Linked DNA regions of Homo sapiens: region 1 is linked to region 2. A link is a contact called in ENCODE Hi-C or POLR2A ChIA-PET data. All regions are on one chromosome and are shown on one strand. Each heading gives the region's core, a stretch centred on a gene start or an enhancer-like site at or near the end of the contact. The rest is flanking DNA. Distances are from core to core; before and after follow the strand shown.

The links. A loop is a pair of places that touch in the nucleus more often than their neighbours do. ChIA-PET counts read pairs that join two places held with the same protein, here RNA polymerase II (POLR2A). Pooled maps may share reads with other maps.
Region 1: a loop to region 2 is called in a map of CD8-positive, alpha-beta T cell, with 2.0 times the contacts of the local background. The contact joins two enhancer-like sites. A Hi-C loop is called at or near these places in 1 of 168 maps with a recorded cell type or tissue (CD8-positive, alpha-beta T cell), 1 of 37 single-sample maps with no recorded cell type and 5 of 50 pooled maps. POLR2A ChIA-PET finds 5 or more read pairs at or near these places in 16 of 52 experiments (CD4-positive, alpha-beta T cell, CD4-positive, alpha-beta memory T cell, GM10248 and 10 more).

What each region holds. Positions count from the first base shown.
Region 1 is chr9:93,026,956-93,030,818 of GRCh38, reverse strand. FGD3 (FYVE, RhoGEF and PH domain containing 3) reads right to left here. Exons shown (of 18, transcript NM_001083536.2): 15 at 823-945. Among named protein-coding and RNA genes, the nearest start is that of SUSD3, 30 kb to the left of the region's middle. RefSeq lists enhancers at 793-1,292, 1,293-1,794. Within about 2 kb of position 2,283, at least 9 of the 41 ENCODE cell types and tissues checked have a DNase peak (open chromatin) inside an H3K27ac peak, as active enhancers do; they include CD4-positive, alpha-beta T cell and CD8-positive, alpha-beta T cell, where a contact is called at or near this core.
Region 2 is chr9:92,984,881-92,988,837 of GRCh38, reverse strand. All of the region lies in intron 3 of FGD3 (FYVE, RhoGEF and PH domain containing 3), which reads right to left. Among named protein-coding and RNA genes, the nearest start is that of FGD3, 39 kb to the right of the region's middle. RefSeq lists an enhancer at 206-904. Within about 2 kb of position 2,482, at least 4 of the 41 ENCODE cell types and tissues checked have a DNase peak (open chromatin) inside an H3K27ac peak, as active enhancers do; they include CD4-positive, alpha-beta T cell and CD8-positive, alpha-beta T cell, where a contact is called at or near this core.

The DNA.
Region 1 (3,863 bases), core at 1,034-3,533, 42 kb before region 2:
CCCACCTCTCCAACCACTCATCCATTCATCCATCCTTCTACCCACCCACCCATCCATCATCCATCCTTCCAAGGACTCATCTACTTATTCCCCCCCCCCTGCTGCCCCCCCGCCATGTGGCAAAGGTATGACAAGCAACATCAACCGCTTCAGGCACAGGTTGCTGGTGCCCTTTGGAAAAACACCTCCAAAGCATTCTGTGCTGAGATCCAGTTGCTAACACAGATTCAACTTTAATCTCTTAACCTAAAGATACTTAAATGATCAGTTCCTTCCTCAGGGATACTTTTACATTCAACATTAAGCATTGAATTTTCTCCATTCTCAGGAGAAAGGGCTTTGGAGTGAGGGGAATGGAGATGGTGTGCAGCTGGGGCGCCAGTCGGAGGCATTGCCTCATCACATGGGCCCACCAGGCCTTCAGCACCACTGGAGCGCTGGGGCAAAGGCCAGCAGTAGGAGCTTCCAGCACAGCCACACCCTTCACCCGTCTCCAATACACCTTGCAAGGAATGAGGACTATCATCTCCTTGTTCTCAAGGTCACCCAGCTAGGGGTTCTCTGGTTCCAAATCCAGCACTTTTTCAACCACAAGTAGTGTTTGTTGAACACCAGAGCTGACCAGAGAAAAGTGATTTGATTCTACTTCGGACAGGACAGTTTTGCACTCAAGGGTATCTATATCCATGAGCCAGGATCAGGAAGCCCTTCCGTGCAGGGCTGGTGTGCATGGCTGGTGTGCTGCTGGTGAGGACTCAGCTGCTCTGTCAGAGCAGAGGACAGGGTGGCCTCCTGTCCCTGTCCCCCTCTCCCGGGACTCACCGCCCCACACAGCTTGCAGTGATGCCTCCTCTTGGTGATGGAGTTGAAGGTCTCACCACAGCTCTTACAGCTCTGCTTCTCCTTGTCACGTCTGGTCTTAGAGGATAGTTTTCTGGGCTCGAGCTATAAGGAGGCAAATAGATGCCATCAGCTTCTGAATCATGTGTGCACCCTACCCCACACGGCAGTGGAGTGGCAGCTCTCGTGACTGTAAAAGCCACACAGGCTCAAGGCAAAAAGTGGAACATGCAGAAGGGAATGAAGTGAAGAGCCAAGTCAGCCACGTCTCTCTTCCCTCCCTCACCTCCCAGCGGCTGCCTGTGCCCATGGCACCGAGTAAAGATTTTAAGTGGATCAAGATCTTCATGTTTGGAACAACTTGGCCAATGACTTTATCTGGTGCATCTGAGAAACTATTGAAAGGAGCCACAGCTGGAGGAACACAGCACTTACTAGGGTGGGCAGTGGGCAGCACAGCCATGGCCTGCAGCCCTGGGGACGGGGGCATCCCTGTCTGCAACTGGAGCCGTGTGGCCATGCGCCTGCTCTATACTGGGCACCGCGGGCCACACCCTCCAGGCACGCCACATGGATGAATATAGGTGTGCACCCACATGCCTGAGTGTGCAGACAAGCATGGCAACATTTTAGGGGGAGGCTGGACGCAGTGGCTCATGCCTGTAATCCCAGCACTTTGGGAGGCTGAGGTGGGCAGATCACTTGAGGTCAGGAGTTTGAGACCAGCCTGGCCAACATGGTGAAACTCCACCTCTACTAAAAAATATACAAAAAATAGCCGGGCATGGTAGTGGTAGTGGGTGCCTGTAATCCCAGCTACTCGGGAGGCTGAGGCAGGAGAATTGCTTCAACCCAGGAGGCGGAGGTTGGTTGCAGTGATGCAGTGAACTGAGATCCCGCCATTGCACCCCAGCCTGGGCTATAGAGCGAGATTCTGTCTCAAAAAAAAAAAAAAAAAAAAAAAAAAAAAAAAAAAAAAAAAACTGTGAGGACATGTGAGGAAGCCATGAAGAGCTGAGGCCAGGGTCAGGGGCTGTACCCTCCTCTGTCTCCTGTGCCTGAACTGCCTACAGAGGAGGGTGGTGTGGAGGCTGGAGCAGGTGTAGCCTGGGGCTGCCCAGTCCAGCCTTGGTTTCCCTGTCTGATTATGAACAGTGCCAGGTGGAGAGACCCCAGTCTCCTGCCTCCTGTCAGCCCTGCAACCCTGGATGACTCACCTCTCCTTTCTGAGCCTCAGTTTCCTCACCTGTAAAATGGGATGGGTGACTGGTCCCTGGGTCGTAAGCCTCATCACAGTACATAAAACCCCGACTGCGTTTGGCAAGTTGCTAATTACCGTTTCCTGTTACAATAGCCTGCAACCCCTGGAAAGGCCCCATCATTTGATGAAATAACTTCCTGGGCTTTTGAAGCTTGGTCCACACCCAGCATTTCCTCTCTGGGGAGGAGGTGCCTCCCTTGAGACACTTTGTTATGGGTGCCGAAACCACTGTTAAGAAGACTTTAGGAAAAGGCAAAGATATGTATCGAGTTCCCCAGGATGTCAGAGCTGGAACTGCCACTAGAAATGTTTATCTCAACCTCTCCAGTCAGGGAAACTGAAGCCTGCAGGTGTTTTTCTTTCTTTTTTTTTTTTTTTCCTGTTTAAAAGAAAACTACCTAAAATAAGCTTACCATTACTGTAGCTGAGCAGAATAAAAAGAGGTCTGGGATATGCTTTAAAATATTACAGAAAATTGGGGTGTGTGTGTGTGTGTGTGCGTGTGTGTGTGTGTGTGTGTCGGGGCTAGGGGCTGAGGGGCCATAAGAACAGCACCAGGCTGAGGTTTCTGGAGCTGGGGAGGGATACTCATTGCGGTTATCCCCACTTGTATGGGTCCAAAACTGCCTTAGGAAAATGCTAAACAACATACGCTTAAAAAAAGTTTAACATAAACTCTTCAGGTTTAAGGAGAAGGAGGCCCAGGCGCAGTGGCTCGCACATGTAATTCCAGCACTTTGGGAGGCTGAGGCGGGAGGGTTGCTTGAGGCCAGAAGTTCGAGACCAATCTGGGCGACATAGTGAGACCCCGTCTCAACAAAAATCCAAAAAATTAGCTGATGTGGTGGCACGTGCCTGTAGTCCCAGATATTTGGGGGGCTTAGGTAGGAGGATCGCTTGAGCCTGGGAGGTCAAGGCTACAGTGAGTTGTGATCACACCATTGCACTCCAGCCTGGAGAGCACAGCAAGATCCCAACTCAAAAAAAAAAAAAAAAAAAAAAGAAAGAAAGAAAAAGATGAACTGAACTGGTTGGGGGTGAAGAAGCAAGAAAGGGGTGGCTCAGATTGGGCATAAGCATTGGAGGCTGTGATGGGCTGAACTATGTCCCCCCAAATTCGTATGTTGAAAATATAATTCCCAGTAACTCTGAATGTGACTATATTTGGAGACAGGGCCTTTAAAGAGACATTAAGTTAAAATGAGGTCTCAGGTTGGGCCCTGATTCAATCTTACTGGTGTCTTTATAAGAAGAGATGAGGACACAGAGACACAGAGGGAAGACCATGTGTGGAAACAAGGAGGAAACTGACATCTCCAAGCCAAGGTGAGGCCTCAGGATAAACCAACCCTACCCACACCTTGATCTCAGACTTCAGCCTCAGGTAGTATTTTGTTCTGGCAGCCCCAACAAACTGACACCAGTGCCTCTGTGCAAATTCTGGCCGGGCACTTCCAGCTGTGTGGCCTGGTTTGTGGTCCCCGTTCATTGGCCCACCTGCAGGTCCCCCCAGCACCTGTCCTGCTTGGCACAGGAGCCCAAGGGCAGGGCTGGCTTGAGGGTGACAGGGACTCTCACTCGCTGTGCTGCAGCCCCCGGCACCTCTGTTGAATGGGCCTTGCTCCAAAGACACAGGTGAGGCGGCCTGGGCTCCCTCTGCAGTTTCTCTCACACCCAAGACCACAGTGGGGGCTCCAAGCACACTAGGTGGGGAATGGGCATCACTGACCTGGCGGCAAAAACCTCTTCTCCAGGTGGGCAC
Region 2 (3,957 bases), core at 1,233-3,732:
CCCAAACCCAGGACTTACATGCCATAGGGAAAGGGTATACAGTGCTTCAGAAGGAGTGTGTAGGACATTGAAATCAACCCCTCAGGGAAAGGCAAGAATGTTGTATTTATCATAGCCTAAGGGCAGGTTTTATGGTAAATATGTGTTTATGGTAACATCAAGGTTGTCATGACCTAAGATTAAGATTTACAGTAAGTACTTGCTCTTATATAAGGAACAGTAATAAGATAGAAATCTTAGAGGCATTCCTGGAACTATGATTAATCAGAAGTCAACATGGCAGATTAGTGTAAGGTAGGTAGCCAGGCAGACATGAGCAGGGGAGCAGGGGCCCCGCCACACCAGGAATATCAGGTGACCATCATCAGGTGATGGTCTTGATAGATGCAGGAGGCAGATAAGAAAGGGTCCCTGGAGAATCTCCAGCCTGCCCCACAAGCATTTATGCCAGATGTTTTTGTGTAGGTAAGGGAACCTGTGCAGGGTCTTGCCTGGGCATGCCCACAATGGACTGGAGGCCCACAGGTACTGGGGAAATGGGGTGGAGCTACCAGGAATGGTGGTAGCTTGGAGCCTTATGCAGGGTGGAGCCTTATGCAGGGGAGAAGCCTGGCCTCTTCAACTAGTGTGTGGTGGCCTGGTATTCAATCTGTGAGGTGGGAGCCTGTTGGCAGGACCCCTCTTTCTTTGCTGAGAGCTTTCTTTTTGTCTAATAAATCCGCCCTCCTCACCCTTCAATGTGTCCTTGTGCCTAATTTTTCCTGGTAATGAGACAAGAACCCGGATTTTAGCTGAACTAAGGAGCAAAAAATCCTGCATTGGTCAGGTGGTTGCTAAACAGCCTCTTTAAAATAATAACTGGTTGCAGCCAGCACCAGGGAAATGCAGTCTCCCAATAGATAGAAAAACCTGAAACAGATAATCAGCTTCCTGATAAGATCTCAAGAGTTGGATAAATGGACTCATGCATGCGCGCTAAGGGGCGAAATGGTGAAGTGTAATTGGTATATGACCGTCTAGGAACACTTGACAGGTACAGGAAGAATGGCTCAAGTGAGCATGCTCACAACTCCAGTAAACACACTACACATACGGCCCCTCCCAAGTGCTGGTGGGCCACTGGGCATGCAGACAGCCCACCACACGAAAGAATCAGGGGCGAAGGGATGTAACTCCCTGGAAGCATGCCAGTGCAGAATACCCCAAGTCAAAGGATAAACGGAGCACATGAATCTCTCAAGTCAGAGAGGAGGGACCTTGGAGTCTGCACTGAGTAGAACTGAGGCACCCATGGCCCTCCTAGACAGGAGGCTCATGAGAGTGGTAGGGCTAAAACCTAACACCATGCAATGTCTGTTGTTTCCTCTGCTTTTTCTTTTTTTTCTTTCTTTCTTTTTTTTTTTTTTGAGACAGAGTCTCGCTCTGTCGTCCAGGCTGGAGTGCAGTGGCACTATCTCGGCTCTCTGCAAGCTCCGCCTCCTGGGTTCACACCATTCTTCTGCCTCAGCCTCCCAAGTAGCTGGGATTACAGGCACCCACCACCACACTTAGCTATTTTTTTGTATTTTTAGTAGAGATGGGGTTTTACCGTGTTAGCCAGGATGGTCTCGATCTCCTGACCTCATGATCTGCCCACCTCAGCCTCCCAAAGTGCTGGCATTACAGGCGTGAGCCACTGCACACAGCCTCCTCTGCTTTTTCAACTAAAATTGGTTGTTTTCCAAAAACCCATACTGCCTATTCTCCTGTTTTCTCTGTGTGTGTTCTGAAATGGCTTGTGCACTCACTGGACTGTCTACCTCGGAGGCAAGTCTGCCTCTTTGTTTTCACTTTGTATGTCACTTGACTTCTTAAACACACACTCCCTGTTATTCATGCACTCATGGCTCTTGCTGAATTTGTGTGGCAGCAAAGACACAGGCTCCCTTGGGGATACGCCATGAGATTTATACTTGTTTTTACCCTACCAGCTCGGATGACCTCTAACCCTTCCCCTGACTACTGGCACATGGCCAGGACAGACACTAATTGGAACCCTGGCTCTGCCAGCTCCTTCTGACTTACCATGTGCTTTTCATTCCTGTTATGCCCCAGGGCCAAGTTTTCCAGTGGCTTTTGAAGCAGTTTGTCTGCGGGCACAGGGCCTCACTCTGTGGTCCTTTAAGGACCCTGCCTACTTGCTTTTTTGAGTTAGTACCTTTTTGGGATAAGGGAACATTCTTCCTTTGCCATTGCAAGTTCTTACCCCAAGCCCCAAGTCCTCCAGAGGTTCTTCTTTTATGTCAAGAGGGAAAATAAACATCGCCCTCTCAAATGGAAGGGCTGCTATTTTTGTAAGCATATAAAGGCTTTCCATGAATATTCCTCTCACCTCCTCCCACTTCCTCCTGTAGCCTCCATTTCTCTAATCACTTCCACACCCCTCTCAACATGCATCAAGACCTTCAAGGTCATATTCAAAGGCAGGGGAGTCAGCCCCCTTGTGGCAGTTAGCTGAAAAACAGGCTTCTCATCTACTTAAAGAACATGAGAGATGGGACTCTGAGAAAAGAGATCATCATTTTGTTGCTCAGAATGCTCCGAGCAAGTCACTATAAGGTCATGGAGATAAGGATATAGGCTGGCTGAAGTCCATAGGCACAAGAGACCCATAGGACAGAGATAAAGGCTGATAGATTATCATTAAAACAGAGATGAAGGCAAGGTTAAGGGTACATGGTAAGACTGGTTCATTCCAGAACCCCAAGGATGAGCAGGGGGCCCACTGTTCACTCTGGTATTTCCTCTGTTGTCAAGTGGGTAATTGTGATGAAATGGGACCAAGGTTAAGGGTACACAGTAAGACTGGTTCATTCTGGAACCCTAAGGATGAATGGGGGATGCCCTATTCAAGATAATAGGAAAGTAAGAAGGGACACATTTTACCTTTTTCCTTTTTTTCTCCACTGTTCTTTCTTCACAGATGGGTAATCACATCTCCATACCACAGGACACACCCCTCAGATGTATTCCCAAAAAGTGGGAAAAGTTTGATCCCCTAAACCTTAAAACAGAAAAATGGGCCAGGTGCGGTGGTTCATGCTTGTAATCCTAGCACTTTGGGAGGTTGAGGTGGGTGGATCACCTGAGGTGAGGAGTTTGAGACCAGCCTGACCAACATGGTGAAACCCCATCTCTACTAAATACAAAAAATTAGCCAGGAATGATGGCTGACACCCGTAATCCCAGATACTTGGGAGGCTGAGGCAGGAGAATCACTTGAACTCGGGAGGCAGAGGTTACAGTGAGCTAAGATTGTGCCACTGCACTCCAGCCTGGGCAACAAGAGCAAAACTCTGTCAAAAAACAAACAAATAAACAAACAAACAAAAATAGAAAAACTAGGTTTTCTTTGTAATACTGTTTTTCCTCAAAATTAACTGGGAAGAAATAACAAAAGTCAGCCTCAGAACCCAGTGCCTCTATGCAGGAAATCCTCAAAGTCACCTCCTCAGTCTTTTATAACTGGGAGTAGAATCAGGAGGACAGGGCTAAGGAAAAAGAGAAGTGCAGGGACCAGAGGCAGGCTTAACTACTGGCTGCTCTGCAAGCCCACCAGCCTCCTCCAGGTTTCCCTAAGGACACTCCTCCAGGTAACTGCCATTGGCGTGGGAAGCCAGGCCACTGGAAGGCAAACTGCCCCAGTGGGACAAACGGGAGGAAACCTCACATGGTTTCCCCTCTCTGCCAAAAGCTTGGCCACTGGAAACGGGACTGCTTTGAAGGCTGAAGGGCCCCCAGGACAGAATCCCAACCCCTGATGGCCTTGAGCTGGAGAGCTCTCTGCTCTAGCTGGCTTCCAAATCAGACATTGGCACTAGCAGGACAAAGCCAAGGGTGACTCTGGAGGCAGCAAATAAAATTATAAATTTCCCTTTGGGTTCAAGAGCTGCCTACTCTGTGCTAATCTCCTCTGAG